2 separate regions of the Mus musculus genome follow, and region 2 is linked to region 1. The links are chromatin loops, found by intact Hi-C in ENCODE. Cell type or tissue: gastrocnemius. All regions are shown on one strand.

Region 1 (8,000 bases):
AATCCCAGCACTCGGGAGGCAGAGGCAGGCAGATTTCTGAGTTTGAGGCCAGCCTGGTCTACAAAGTGAGTTCCAGGACAGCCAGAGTTATACAGAGAAACCTTGTCTCAAAAAAACAAAAAAATAAACAAACAAACAAAAAGCCTGGAAGGGCCTGCTGTGCTGGTACACACCTTTAATCCCAGCACTCGGGAGGCAGAGGCAGGCAGATTTCTGAGTTTGAGGTCAACCTGGTCTACAAAGTGAGTTCCAGGACAGCCATGGCTATACAGAGAAACCCTGTCTCAAAAAACAAAAAACAAACAAACAAACAAAAACCCAAAAACAAAAAAAAAAGAAAGTGGGTAGGGAGCTGGAGAGATTAGAGGTTCAGAGCACTTGCAGAGGACCCAGGTTCAGTTCCCAGCACCCTCATGGTGGCACCACTTGTTAACTTCAGTTCCAAGGGATTCCACATCACCTTCAGACTTCTGGGGGGCACCGGGCATATACATACATGCAGACAAAACACACATACTCATAAAATGTGTGTGTGCGTGTGTGTGTGTGTGTGTGTGTGTGTGTGTTTGTGTGTGTGTGTGTGTGTACTGGATCATGTGATTGCAGAAGTGAGGACCAGGTGCAGAAGCTCTGAGGAGGAGCCTGGGATGCTAATTTCTGTTGAGCATACTTGGCGGTGGTTCATGCGTGTAACCAGGCTAGCCTCAGCCTCCCAGGCGCTGGGATTGCAGACGTGCGCCTCCACAGGGACTGTTTTACCTTTCCTTATGTCCCTTTGCAATTTTCAGCTCCACAGCAGCAACACTTTCTAACACAGAGGTCGGTTCTTCCCGAAAGCTTCTGCAGAGCTGGTCACATCGTTTTTACTGTCCCACCTTAGCCTGAAGCAAGGCTCTAGCTGCCTCCACCTCTGCCTGATTGCCTGTTTCTTGCTTTCCCATCCGTTTGTAAGTGCCCAGCAAACACTGTCTTGTTCTTATCAATGATGTCTAGTTCCTGGTTCATGATCATATACGGTCATTGCCTCCCAAAGTCTACTGAAGGAATAAATTTCATGTCTCAGAGAACCCCACTGTCACCCATCTTAGTGAATGAGCCAGAAACAATGTGTCACCGTTGTCCCCTTTTTGTGCTGAGGGTGAAAACCGGGCCCTCATTCAGGTTGCACAGGTGCTCTGCCACTGAGCTATGTTCCAGCCAGGCTTCATACTTTGCTTTGTGATGCTAGGGATGGGGACCGAAAGCGCCATGCATCCGTAGCCCTGCAAGCTTCACCTTGAAATTTGCTTCGTCTTCCTTATCTACACCACGCCTGAACTCCACACCTTTTGATGGGGTTTTGATCTGTATAGCCCAGTAGCTTCCAACTTCAGTTTGTTCTCAGACCGGAGCCTTTCTGTTCCTCTCCATCCCGTGCCCCACCTGTAGTCTAGTAAAAGCAGTACTTTCTAAATTATAGAATTATTGTAATTTGTATTCAGATTGTATGTACATTAAGGTAAACAAGCAACCTGAGAGGGGTGGCTGACACCTTTAATCCCAGCATTCTGGAGGCAGAGGGAGGCAGGCAGATCTCTGTAAATCCCTTCATGCTCACTGCTCCCCTCCTAACCTTCAATCCATCTGCCACGGACTCAGCTTTTCTCAAATGCCAACATGATTTAAAAAAAAAATTTTTTTTGAGATAGAGACTCATTAGATAGCCCAGATAGAGTCAGTTTTCTGGGTTCAAGTGACCCACTTGCCTCCTGAGCATGTGGGATGCCTGGTGCGTGTGTCCAGACACTAGGTTTTCATTTGAATTGAGTAATGCAGTAGGCAACCTATTATGTCACGTTTCTTTCATCTCACAGTGTTTTACGTTTTTAATCTTTTATTACGTTTTTATTTTGTGTGCATGTCATGGCACATGTGTGAGGTAGAGGACAGCTTGTGGCAGGCAATCCTCTTCTGCCATTTGGATAGGGACAGAACTCAGATTGTCAGTATTGGTACCAAGTATTTTATCCTCTGAGCCACCTTGCTGGCCCTTACCTATTTTCGAACTCTCAATCTCTCTCTCTCTCTAACTTTCTCTTTCTCTCTCTCTTTCTTTCTCTGTCTCTGTATCTCATCATTATCTAGTCCAGGCTGACTTAAGACTCAATACAGTCCAGTCTTCAAATCCTCAAACTTTTATCTGCCTCTTCCTCTGCTGTGCTGAGAGGGATATTAAAAAAAAAAGATTTATTTTCTGTATATGGATACACTGTCGCTCTCTTCAGATACACTAGAGTAGGGCATTGGATCCAATGGTTGTGAGCCACTATGTGGGATTTGAACTCAGGACCTCTGAAAGAACAGTCAGTGTTCTTAACCACTGAGCCATCTCCAGCCCCAAGAGGAATCTTTAATTTTTTGTTTTGTTTTGTTTTGTTTTTTGTTTTGTCGAGACTGGGTCTTATGTACCCAAAGCCACATTAAAGTTAACTATTGCTATGTATCAAGGACCACTTTGAACTTCCAATTCTCCTCCTTCTACCTTTTGCAACGGGCTGGGTGAATGAGGTACTGGGGACTTGAGCCCAGGGTTTCAGGAATGCTTGGCAGTATTTACTATCAACTGAACTACATCCCAGTTCTGGAAGTGGGATCACAAAACAGTATTTTCATAGAATCATAGTATTTTGCATTCAGAATGTATGTATATTAAGGAAAACTAGCAACCTGAGACGGTTCGCCATGGAACACCTTTAATCCCAGCCTTCTGAAGGCAAAGGCAGGTGGATGCCTGTGAATTGGTGGCCACACTGGTCAAAAAAGGGAATTCCAGGACAGTCAGACATACAGAGAAACCTTGGAAATAAAAGAAAGAAAAATGAAAAAACAAGCCAAAAAAAAAAAAGCCTCTGCTCCGTGGGTGCTGAGATAAAAGGTTTGTTTAATTCACTGCCACACCTAGTGGGATTTTTTTTTTGTATGTTTTGTTTTCAAGACTAAAGGTATTAAAGGCATGTGCCACCAGCCAGATTGAGTTTGTTGTTGTTGGTTTATGATAAGGTTCCTCCGTGTAGCCCTGGTCACCCGGGAACTTGCTCAGTAAACCAGGCTAGCCTCGACCACAGAGATCGGCTGCCTCTGTCTCTTTAGTGCTGGGATTAGAGCCATATGCCATTTTTTGGTGCAGGGTACATTGCAGTTCATTGGTTCTGAGCCTCCGCCTGTCCTCCAGGAGAGACACCAGAGGGCGCGAGGACACTAGTCTTGGTTGGAGAAAAACTCGAGGCCATAGACAAAACATCCTCTTCCTCCTAAACTCTAGCATCTTTTCTTGGAGGCAGGGTCTCACTCAGTATGTAGCCCTGGCTGACCTGGAACTCGCTATGTAAACCAGGCTGTCCTTGAAATTGCAAAGATCTCCGTCCTTCTGCCTTCTCCTGGGACTAAAGGTATGCGCTACTACGCCCGACTCTATAGGAATCTAAATGTCCACAGTGAAAGCTCATGATTGGTAAACAAAAGGAGGCAGCTGCTCGCCGCTATTCATCCAACAATTACTGAGCAATGAAGCCATCAGCCAGTCACTGAAGAAGAAAAGAGGAAACAACTCACTAGCATCTGTAGAGATGTAATATTTCCAAATAATCCACTATCTCGTGAAATCGGATAAATGGGTATTCCATCTAGGCGATTGATTACACCAGCTTGCGAGGCCCCCTGGAGGCTACTGGTGGAAGTAGGAACGAGCGTCGGGTTACCATAGCGGAGGAGCCCTAGAAACCCTGGAGGCTTCCGTAGGCGGTGGCAGGTCACGTGTTCAATCCTTGCACCGGGTGACTTTCTCCGGTAGGGCTCCGGTGTCACATGACCTGCTCTTGGGCAACATGGCGGCAGTTGTGTTGCTGAGCTTGGACTGAGCAACAGCGAGTGTGGCGCGCTCCTTCCCGGGCTTTGGAGTGCGTCAGCGTGAGAAGAGGGACTGGGTCCTGGTCTTCCTGCTCCTGTCCCAGCGTCACCTGCACCTCCTGTGTGCTCTCCTCTGTCGGAACCAGAGGGAATGACGAAGCCCAGGGCTTTTCGCAGTGGTGCACTGTGCATCGGACCACGCTCCTAGGCGATAGTGGGCAAGTCTTCTCGCAGTCCTCTCTCCAACCTCCTTCCGTCGGAGGTAGGACCGAAGCGTGGGCGGTTGCGATTCCCCAGGGACCATGGCCGGGTCCGACACGGCGCCCTTCCTCAGCCAAGCAGATGATCCTGATGACGGGCCAGCGCCCGGCCATCCGGGGTTGCCAGGACCCATGGGGAATCCAAAGTCCGGGGAACTCGAGGTCCCAGACTGTGAGGGGCTACAGCGCATCACTGGCTTATCTCGGGGCCATTCGACCCTCATAGTGGTGGTTCTGTGCTACATTAACCTCCTGAACTACATGGACCGCTTCACCGTGGCAGGTACGCACTGATGCTCCGAAGAAGGGATATAGGCAAGGGAGAAGTTCCCCAGGATAGGGTCGCCTCTTGGCGCTCATTCTTTGTTTTTTCTTTCCAGGGGTTCTTACAGACATCGAGCAGTTCTTTAACATCGGAGATGGTAGTACTGGCCTCATCCAGACTGGTGAGTGAGGCTACTGCCCACACAACCCCTCGTTCTTAATTGCCTCAAGTAGGCCTACATACATGCAGGTTTGCCTAGTGAAGCTTTAGTGGCCAGGGCTCTTGGAGGCAATGGCCGTGGCTGCTCTTGGGCTGTCCACTTGAGCTGGGACATCGCACAGAGGGAGCCAGCTAGTTATTATGAGTCGGTAGGCAACACACTCATCCACTTTAAGCCTCATTTTTCTGGTCTGTAGAATGAAGCTAGTAATAAAATGGGCTAGTTCTTTAGACTGGTGTGAGGACTAGGTCATGCCTTGTGTGTGGCACATAGTGGGCACCAGGATACAATGGCAGGAGTGCTTGGCACTGCTGTGGGGGGAAAGTCTCCATTTCTGAGAGCCTATTATGTGCTAGGTCCTAGTAGTGCGCCCTAGAAGTGGTAGGGGCCCTACAAGGACGTTGGCCAGGTATTCTTGCCTATAGTTCTGTCAGCTGAGGAGTAGCATTCATTGCCTTTCCTATTTGTACTGGGAGAGCTACCTGTATTTTTATCAGAAGAGCTAAGATTTGCCCAGGGTCACATAAGCAAAGAGGTGAATGAGAATTTGAAACAAGGTTTTCAAGTATTTGTTTTTCCTACTCCAGGCCAGAGAGGAACTGGGTAGAAGCATTAAGTGTGCAGAAAAGAGAACGAGGTCAAAGGTCCACATGGTGTGGATTCAACACTCGTTCATTGGACACGTGTTTTATGCTAGGTTATGAATTAAAGGAGATGCAGACCTGGCCCACCCAGGAGCTGACACCCTGCTGTGCCTGAGGGGGTTAATTAAAATGGAATAATTTTTCAGATGGATAAGGCTTTTGTAAAAGAAGGGTAGAGCCAGGTGTGTTGGCACACTCCTTTAATCCCAGCACTTGGGAGGCAAAAGGCTGGAGGGTTGCTGTGAGCTTAGGCAGCCTTATGTACACAGTGAGACTTTCTCTCCTCCCCAACCCCAGAAGGAAAAGAAAAGAAAATGACAATCTGGTTGTGTCTGAGTTAGAATTTGAAGCAGTTGGGTTTTTGTGACGCTCGGGAGAGAAATGAAAATGTCCCAGATAGACGGGATGTGGGTGCTGAACCCTAATGTGTGTGGTCTTGGCAGTTGCCTTGAAGATGCAGAGAAGGGGGAAAGGAAGGAGGTGGGTTAGATCGGACATTGTAGAGGGTGTAAGGGGTGGATTTGGTTTCAGGCTGGGTAGAAGGGAGGGACTGATGATCCATTCTATAAAGGAAGTTTTGGAAAGTCGTGACCTTGGGCCTGGATCATCCCTCTGGCCCTGATGGGCTACAGGGCTGGGCTGGGGATGGTGCGACATCAGTGAGGAGGAGGGTGGCAAATCGCTGGTTAGGCAGTTTTGTACTTTGCTCTCTAACTAGAGGAGTGTGTGTGTGTTAGGGGGTTGCTGAGGGACCTGGACTGGGCTGTGACTCTCTGCTTCCCCCCAGTGTTCATCTCCAGTTACATGGTGTTGGCACCAGTGTTTGGCTACCTGGGTGACAGGTACAATCGAAAGTACCTCATGTGCGGGGGCATTGCCTTCTGGTCCCTGGTGACACTGGGATCATCCTTCATCCCCAGAGAGGTGAGGCCCTGAACTCCCTCCCCACTTCCCATCAGTATTTGCTGTTGTTCTCTGCAGTCATTTTGGATTGAGAGTCGGGGAACCTCCTTGATCTGTGCCATCTTCCATTGCCCACATTACCCTGCCCACTCTACCCTGTTCCCTTTTCTTCTAGAACCTTCTTCCACTCGCCACATGGCTTGTCCCCCAGCTGTCTCCCTGCACACCCGGGCACACGGGTTTTCCTTCCCCCTCTGATCTCTGTGCAGACAGCCATTGTCCTCTCCCTTCCTGGTGTTGGGTTCCTCCTGAGCCTGGTGCTAGTGTGGGTGAGAGGGCAGCCGGGGTCAGCTGTCACCTGGCCTGCACTTCCTCAGCTCACCCATCCCCATGTGCTGCCCCTGTTGCTCGGTTGGCTCTGTGGACACATGTTCTCCTGGTTGCTTCATGAGGCCCCATTCTTGGTAGATCTCAGGGGAGCCTCTGACACAGTGACCCACTTCTCCCTTCCAAAAAAACTCTGAAAACACATGATACCGCATGTTGCAGTTTCTCTGGCTAATGCTTTTGTTGTGACTTTGAAACCTTCCCCTATCTGCTGCCCCCAGCCCCAGGCCCTAGTGCCCTCAGGCGGTCATGTAGCCTTCCTTAGCTCCAGGTATCTTTGGTAAGCAGATTATCCCCAGCTAAGTTCAGTATTCATCATTGGGTGGTCTTAGGTGGGAGGGAAGGTAGATTTATTTTGCACCTCTTGAGTGCAAAGTCCTCACAGTGTTGTGAACAAACGGTTGTTGTTCCCCTTTTACAGATGAGGAAAGTGAGGCTCAGAGAGGTTAAGCTATTTTCTCAAAGTCACAGCTAGTAAATGGAGCCAGGATTCCAGCCAGGTCTGTGTGACTCCAAACCCAGGCCTCCCTCACTGCCTCTGCCGTTTCTCCAGCACTAGCTGGAGAGGTCTCCTGGGAGGCTGGCTCCAGGGTGGGGTGCCACCTCCCCCCATGTCTCCTTCCCTAGCATTTCTGGCTGCTTCTCCTGACCCGGGGCCTGGTGGGGGTCGGGGAGGCCAGTTACTCCACCATTGCGCCCACCCTGATCGCCGACCTCTTCGTGGCAGACCAGCGGAGTCGGATGCTCAGTATCTTCTACTTTGCCATCCCTGTGGGCAGGTGAGTGGGCCGCCGGCCTGACGTGGGGCAAGGGTTTGGTGGGCGTCTCACTGACTGCGTGTTCCCCTTGCCTCCCTTCCCACAGTGGTCTAGGTTACATTGCTGGCTCCAAAGTGAAAGACGTGGCTGGAGACTGGCACTGGGCTCTACGGGTGAGTCTGATGATAGTGTGGGGAGCCAGCCGCATTCTTAAGGATCTCCCTCTAACCTTGAGATATGCCCTTTAACTCTCCTAAAATGTGTGTGTGTGTGTGTGTGTGTGTGTGTGTGTGTGTGCGCCTGATGGTCAACTTTGGGAAGTTTGATTTTTCTCCTTGACTCGAGGGTCCTGGAGATGGAACTTGGATCATCTGGCTTGGCTCTTTACTCACTAAGCCAGGTCGCTAGTCTTGTGTACTCCGTCAGTTTTTTGTGGCAGTGCTTGCTCCGCTGAGCCTGTAGCAAGCCTGGTCCTCAACAGGGAGCCAGAAGTTCCGCTTGCAGGTGACAGCAGCCCTGCTGTAAGGCTCTGAGTGAAGCTGAGCTGGGACTCCCGTGCCGTCCCTGGACTCACTCAGTTTTATTTCAGCTTTCCCTTCCCCTGTGTTGACTTTATCCTCATGCGTCCAGGAGTCCCAAGTGATCACCTTTCAGCCGAACAACTTGGGTACCTCAGAT
Region 2 (8,000 bases), 120 kb after region 1:
GGCTCAGGGTCATCTCTTTCCATTTTCCCTCATTCCACCCATTGCCTTGACCTGTTTTCATCTCTGCCTTGCGCTGCTGCTACAAAAAGCAGAGTCCTGGTGTCCTGTGGTGGGGAGAAGGGCAGGAAGAGAAGGGTGGGTGCTGAAGGTGCTCGGGCAACACCTGCAGCATTCCCAGCCTGTTGGGGGCTTGGCTGAGCCAAGGAAGGGAGACAGGGAGGGGTGGGAGCTAGAGGGGGCTGGGTGGAACTGTGCCTGCAAGCCCTAATTAAGCGAGTTAATTAGGAGGGGAGGAGAAGCCTTGTGGGAGTTAATAAGCTTGGCTAATTAAGTGGATCCTAGAGAATGGCTTGGATTCTAGTGGCTGGGGAGATAGGAGGGGTTCGCCAAAACGGAGGACAGGGAACGAGACACAGGCTCCTCCCAGGTGTCACCAGGCTGTTTTCAAGGTCTATAGCTCCCCCCAGATCTAAGGACACGACCGCATCCTGCATTGAGGGCTGCAGATGCTGCCCATAGCTTCAGACCATACGTCGGGGAGGCTGCAGGATAGTCTGAAGCTACGGGCAGCGTCTGCAGCCCTCAATGCAGCCATCACTTAGGTCACTAAGGTCCTAAGGTCACTGCTGAACTCTATTGTGTCCCTTCTCACCCATCCGTTGGGAGTAAAAGGTAGACTCCCATTTGAACATTTCAAAGAGTGCCAAACACCTGGACTTTTCAGAATAGCCACAAAGATGATCCAGCATGGGCCAGGGCCACACTCCCTGTGATGGTCAAGGACCATGGCTGTCAACCACTGAATGCCCCCCTCACCCCTGTGGTCCCGTGTGCAACAGGTTCTTGCCTAGATCATAGATGTCACAACAGAGGCCCAGAGAGGAATCCCATGGCCTGCTCCAGCCAGTTCTCGGCCTGCTGCTTAGGCTACCGGGGACAAGGCCAGATGTTAGGCACCTCAAGACCAGATGTTAGGCACCTCAAAGCCAGATGTTAGGTACCTCAAGGCTTTTGCCCAGGAACCTGAGGGCTTTCTCTTGCTTGGCCTGGCTCTCTCTAATGTGGAGTCCAACATTACCCCAGTACTGACAGCTCCAGCGGACAAAAAGTCTACCCCCCACAATGCACCTGTGCATGTTAGTTAGCCCCTGGGGCCCAGGGGCTAACCTGTGCTGCCCGTGCTCAGAATGCAGGGCAGAAGACTCTCTTTCTCCTAGGTCCTTTTCCCCAGTGGGTTTCACTTCTATTTAATACCATACTCCCCCGGGCATGAAGACATTCGCAGGGCAGTTGCCTAGGGCCACTCTGACAGTGATCCATCCAAATGTGGTCCCCAGTGGAAGGGTCCTATCAGCCTTCTGTCACAGAGTCAAAGACAAACGGAAAGCTTCAAGGCAGCAACCCCAGGGTGCTCAGACCCAAAGCGGGCGCTGTGCTCCTGTGTTGACAGGCCCAGCTGCATCCCACACTATCCCACTCAGGCCTGGGTGGATCACTGGGTGCAATGCCTTCACTGCACATGTTCATCCACCCACTTAACAGGCAAATAATTCCATTGTTAATTTGTTGTTGACATAGGATCTCACTGGCCTAGAACTCACTATGTAGACCAGGCTAGCCTTGAACACACAGAAACCTGCCTGCCTCTGCCTCCCAAGTGCTGGGATTAAAGACCTGCATCACCATGCGCGACCAGATAAATACTTCTTCATCTTTTTGTTTTCTTTTGCAGTTCTGGGAATCAAATTCAGGGCCCCTGACATGCCAGGCAAGCTCTCTACCCCTGAGCTACAGTGTATCCCCAAATATTTATTAAGTCCTTCTACTCGGTGCTAGAGTAGGTGTGCTGTTTGCAACTAACAACACAGAACAGTCCCTGCCTTTGCAGTGCTTCTGCTCTAGTACAGAGACAGTGACAAACAGGACACAGAAGTAAACGATACAGGTCAAGGCATTACAGTGGGAAAAAGAGATAAGCCAGGGAAAGGGCACAAGGCATGCTGGGAAGTCCTCGCAGCCTCAGTCTCTTAGCAGAGACTTGAATGGGGTGAGAAAGGGGATACACAGACAGGGGAGCCAGGCCAAGGCAACAGCTAGTGTGAAGGCCCTGTGGTCAGTGTGCTCTAGGGGCTCAGTGGTGATTTAAGTGCTAAGGCTGGGGCAGCATGGACAGTAAGAGGTGACAGAGCCACTGGAAGCCTTTGGCTTTAACTCTGATGGAGGGGGGACCGCTGAAGGCTTTGGGGTGCATAGGGAGAAAGCTGGGGTACATAGGGAGAACAGGCTGTGGGGGGAGAGGACTCAGAAGCACCAATCAGAAAGCTGCCTTCCCCAGACGGGAGGGGCGACACTGGCCTGAGGCAGGCATGTGGGAGTGGAGTGGCCAAGAAGGCATGCATCCTATCTCTGTGTGAATGTATGTCCTTGTGCTCACAGATAAGCACCCGGGAACCCAGGAATGCTAAACACACAGGGTTGTCTCTTCAAAGGGAGGTGGGGGTGGTGTATAATCTGCTTTCCATGGGATCAGACATGATTAATAACCTGGTGACTTTCGAGATATCTGTGTGGCTAGGACCACACCAGAGCCTCCTCCCCTAGACCCTTATCAGGAGCTTGACAATCTGTAGAACCTATCTTTATGGGAGGTGTCACATGGAGTCCATCTATAGAACTCATCTTTATGAAAGATGCCACTAGTACTTTGCAGAGGGTTTGGTGGAGTTATGCCTTATTGTACATACAGGATTAAGTTACCACTGGGAAATTTTCACTAAATTGTGCTATGTTTAAACATACCTAAAATAAACTACTGAGGGTCAGACTCCCAAAGTTTGAGCCAACGCTGGCTACTTAGTTGTATTGAACCACAACTGCGTTCTTGCCTCCTGTGGATCATTACATGGCTGGCTGTGGTGCTGACAGAGACCTGAAGCCAGGACCTGTGAACGAGCCCCTGACCCATGCTTGGGGCTCATCTCCACGTGTCTGTGCCCAGGTTAGCCCTGTGGGGATGTAGACACAGGTTCTGGGTGCTTTCAGCCTTCCAAAGATGTTGGGAATTTTGACATGGGGACAAAAGGCCCTGGGTTTTAAGTGTTAGCTCATTTGATTATTTACCTACTTATTTTTATAGTTTTCACCTTTGAGTCAGGGTCTGTCCATACAAACCAGGCTGCCCTTGAACTCAGGCTGACCTCAAACTCACTACTGTGGTGTAGCGTACTTTACACTAGTAAAGTAACTATCCCCAGTGCTAAGATAATAGGCATGCATCCCTACAAACGCCTTTCTATGTCCGTTTTATGGCTGTTGAAACCACAACACAGAACGATTAGGTTACTCCGACAAGGCTACATAACGCAGAAGTAGTGGACCTAGAGTGTGCTGTTTCAAACTCTGAACCTGTCCAATCGTTAGAAAAAGAAGCCAAGCTTGAGCAAACAGCGCCTGGAAATCCCTGGAAATATGAGCATGGCCCTCCCTCTAGTGGCCAAAATTCTACAATGCAGGACAGGCCAAAACACCGCAGACGCAGCCCCAACCCCTCACCCCTACACATCATTCCTTTCTGGGAGAGAAGAGCACATTTCTATCATTTGCTTCCCATCGCCCAGGACATTTAAGTCCGGGCCCCTCTGGTCCCGCTGGTCCCGCTGGTCCCGCTGGTCCCGCTGGTCCACTCAAGGCCTCCTCACTGGTTATGGACTGAGCAGAGCCAGCCCCAGAGCATCTTGTTCCCCTGTGTGTAAGGAACTTGGTCTCTGTCCACACTGTGGTCCTGAAGCTCTGCTGCACATTGTGACATACGAGGAGCCTTCAGATGTCCCATGTCAGGCCATGTCCCAGAACAAATGACTGTGTTTAGATTTGTGAGGGACAGAGTTTAGAGAACAGATATCAGAGATCTGTCCTCTCATTGCCTGGATGTCCTAATGTCACCTCCAACACACTGGGCCCCTCTGGACCATGTCCCCAGGTACAAACCCTAGATCTCGTGAGAACTCACCCATCAATCACTTTACCCTAATCTCTAAGGTCAGTTGCTCTCACAGTTTCTGCCTTCTATCTAGCCCATTGTTTGTCCAGTTCCTGCGTGTGACAGCCCTTTGACCTTATAGAGACAGCCACCCACATTCTCACTGCCTGGCAGCCACCACTATCTACTTTGTCCTGTCTGGGCTCCACTCTCCATCACTACACTGATACCTGGAAAGTGCCCACTTGCTCACCTACCTTTTGCACTAGGCATGCTACAATCACCTGTCCTCTTACTGCATGCATCAAGCAAGTGGCTCCACCAGGGAGAGCCACATCCCAAGCAGTCATGCCCCTTAGTCTCCAGAAGTGTGGCTAGAGGGAGAAACTCATTGTCGCTCCACAAGTCCCCCTCTTCCCTGCTCCCTCTGAGCATGGCTACCCAAGATTCCCTCTGCCATGCATGAGTCTCCGAAGGATCCAAGTGAGGCCAGACACTCTGCACTTCAAGCTAGTGCCGGGTGATGCCCACATGGCGTCCATAGACCCAACACTCCACGTTAAGGCCTGGATGCCTCTTGCTAATGTCTCTTTTCTCCTCAGGCACGATGCACAGAGATCTGAGTCACCACACTGACTCCTGCTACCAAGCCATGAAGCCAGCAGCAGTCACCCTGAAAATCAGGATGGAGGTCTGTCAAAACCTGGAAACAGAGCTATGACATGAAACAGCCAAGGACCCTAAGTCAGCACAACACAGAGACACCTGCATACTCTTGTGTATCACTGCACTACACACAACAGCCAAGACAGGGGACCAGTCAGGATGCTCATCATCAGAGTGACAGATGGAAGGTAAATTATATACATTACAAAGGTAAAGTTTATATATATATGAAGATGTTACAGTGAAATCCATTACTCTGCATACTAACTAAGCAACAACAATGAGAATAAACTAGAAAAGGGAAGCATGGAAGTCTAGGATGACTCTGTGGGTGAAGTGCCCACAGTGCAAGCATCGACGCCTGAGTTCGGATCCCCAGTTCTCATGTAAATGCCAGACGTGGCAACCCATGCCTATAACCCCAGATCTGGGGACAGAGAAAAGAGAGATAGATCGTGGCAGGGTAGGGGGTGCTTCCTGGCAAGCCTGTCTACCAGAAATGGTCAGCCATAAGTTCAACAAGAGACCCTGTCTCAATAAATAAGATGAAGAGAAGAAGACACCCAGTGTTAGCCCCTAGCCTCCATATGCACATCACAGATGAGCACACCTACACAGCCACTAATGCAGAGAGAGAGAGAGAGAGAATAAAATGAAACTCTGTGATGGTAGGAATAGGTATTGCCCCCCGCCCCCATAGATTTCATATGTTGAATGCTTGGCCATAGGGAGTGGCACTATTAGGAGGTGTGGCCTTATTAGAGTGGGCGTGGCCCTGTTGGAGGAAGTGTGTCACTGTGGAGGCAGGCTTTAAAGTCTTACATATATGCACAAGTTCCACCCAGTGTGGAATCACACTTAGTCTCCTGGCTGCCAGCAGAAGACATTCTCCTCCTGGCTGCCTTTGGATCAAAACTTTCGGCTCCTCCAGCACCATGTCTGCTTGCACGCTACCATGTTTCCTACCATGATGATAATGAGCTAAACCTCTGAACCTGTAAGCCAGCCCCAGCTAAATGTTGTCCTTTATAAGAGTTGCCATGGCCATGGTGTCTCTTCACAGCAATGGAAACCCTAACTAAGACAGTCTCTGTACACAATGGAGTATTATTATCATTATTATTATTATTTTGGTTTTTCGAGACAGGGTTTCTCTATATAGCCCTGGCTGTCCTGGAACTCACTCTGTAGACCAGGCTGTCCTCGAACTCAGAAATCTGACTGCCTCTGCCTCCCGAGTGCTGGGATTAAAGGCGTGCACCACCACGCCCGGCCCACAATGGAGTATTATTAAGCCATAAAGAATGAGATTATGTCACTTCCAGGAAAATGGATGGAGCTAGAAATCATCATGTTAAGACTAACCATGCTAGATTAACCAGGCTCAGAAGGCAAGTGTCACCTGCCCTCTTGCACATATTGAATCTACACTTTTTTAAAGGACTTGAAAGAAGGGGGTCAGCCAGGCGTGGTGGCGCACGCCTTTAATCCCAGCACTTGGGAGGCAGAGGCAGGCGGATTTCTGAGTTCGAGGCCAGCCTGGTCTACAAAGTGAGTTCCAGGACAGCCAGGGCTACACAGAAAAACCCTGTCTCGAAAAAAAAACCAAAAAAAGAAAGAAGGGGGTCTATTTAGGAAAAATATGTGAACATAATCAAAGTACATGATACACATTTATGAAAATATCATAATGGAACCATTATTTTGTATAAAAATAAATGGAATAACAGGCTAGAGAGATGGCTTAGTGATTAAGAGCACTGACTGCTCTTCCGAAGGTCCTGAGTTCAAATCCCAGCAACCACATGGTGACTCACAATCATCTGTAATGAGATCTGACGCCCTCTTCTGGAGTGTCTGAAGACAGCTACAGTGTACTCACATATAATAAATAAATAAATCTTTAAAAAATTATATACAATAACAATCTTTCTTTTTTTAAAGCTGAGGCTAAGGATATGACTCAGAGTAAAGAGCATGTATTACTATTGCAGAGGGCCTGAGTTTGGGTCCTAGCACCCACTTGGAATGGCTCCTGTAACCCCAGTTCCAGGGGGATCTGGCACCTCTGGCCCTCCTCGAACACTGGTATTCATGTACACATCACACACACACACACACACACACACACACACACACACACACACACTTTGAAATAAAATAAATCTTTTTTTTTCATCCAGGGCTAAAGACATGGCTCTGTGGTTAAGAGCACTAGAGTTCAGATGCCAGCACCTATATCAGGCTGTCCACAGATTCCTGCAACTCAACCTCCCAGGGCTCAATCTCCATGGGTACTTGTGAATACACACACACACATACTCTCTCTCTCTCTCTCTCTCTCTCTCTCTCTCTCTCTCTCACACACACACACACACACACACACAGGCACACTAAGAAATAACCCAGCTAGCTCTCTCCAAGGATTTAGCCTTTTCTCAGTCACTGTGTACAGAAGAGCACCCTTCCCATGAGCAACCCCAGGTGAGAATAGAGGGCTCTGGTTTTAACACTCTCTTCTGCTGAGCCACCACCTCTCTTCCAGGTCTGTCCTCCCAGGCTCTAGGGCATCTCCCTATTAGCCTCTTTTGTTCCCTCTGTTACCTATACTTACAAAAATAAAGCAGGGCGTGGTGGTGGCACAGGAGACGGGGCGAGAAGATGGCAGGTTCTAGGACAGTCTGGGCTGCATGCTGAGATGTCCTGTGTTTCAGTTTGGGTTTCTATTGCTGGGACAAAACACCATGACCACAAAGTCGGTTGGGGAGGAAAGGGTTTATTTGGCTTACAGTTCCACAGCACTGTTCATCATGGAAGGAAGTCAGGACAGGAACTCAAAACAGGACAGGAACCTGGAGATAGGAGCTGATACAGAGGCCAAGCGGGATGCTGCTTACTGGCTTACCTCACATGGCTTGCTCAGCCTGCTTTCCTATAGAACCCAGGGCCACCCCACCTACAATGGGCTGGGCCCTCCCCACTAATCACTAATGGAGAAAATGTCCTACAGCTGCACCTCATGGAGGCATTTCCTCAAGGGAGGCTGCTTCTTCTCTGATGACTCTAACTTGTGTCAAGTTGACGCAGGAAACCAGCCAGCACATTAGAGAAGTGTTTATGAAATAAGCTTCAATGTTGTTTTGAAACTGGGTCTTCCTAGACTCCAGCCCCAACTTTTGTTGCCATTATTTCCGGAGACACCCTCGGTATCTTTAATAGTTACAATGTTTTGTTTTTTTGTTTTTTGTTTTTTTGGTTTTTTGGCTCTGAACACAGAGCCTCTATTCTTGTTTGAAAGTTTTGTTTCCCTGTTACATTGTTTTCTTGCTTGCTTTGGTTCTACTTAGATTCAGGA

What was found. Peaks named below come from ENCODE experiments on the same cell type or tissue, not always from the same donor. Only the 100,000 strongest peaks of a DNase experiment are listed, where the experiment ranks them.
Region 2: it touches region 1 in a loop (2.7-fold over the local background); 21 of 42 quality-filtered maps call a loop at or near these places.

What each region holds. Positions count from the first base shown.
Region 1 is chr7:126,373,265-126,381,264 of GRCm38, reverse strand. Spns1 (spinster homolog 1) reads left to right here and starts at 3,331. Exons shown (of 12, transcript NM_023712.3): 1 at 3,331-4,428; 2 at 4,526-4,591; 3 at 6,062-6,198; 4 at 7,192-7,343; 5 at 7,429-7,495. The coding sequence starts at 4,188. In gastrocnemius, CTCF peaks have their summits at 3,211 (motif pointing right) and 3,708 (motif pointing left); DNase peaks (open chromatin) are centred at 3,222, 3,769, 4,171 and 5,370; H3K4me3 peaks cover 2,215 bases; H3K27ac peaks cover 1,770 bases.
Region 2 is chr7:126,256,483-126,264,482 of GRCm38, reverse strand. It overlaps a transcript of Sbk1 not described here. Among named protein-coding and RNA genes, the nearest start is that of Sbk1, 12 kb to the left of the region's middle. In gastrocnemius, no CTCF peak of the experiment used is centred here; DNase peaks (open chromatin) are centred at 330 and 3,504.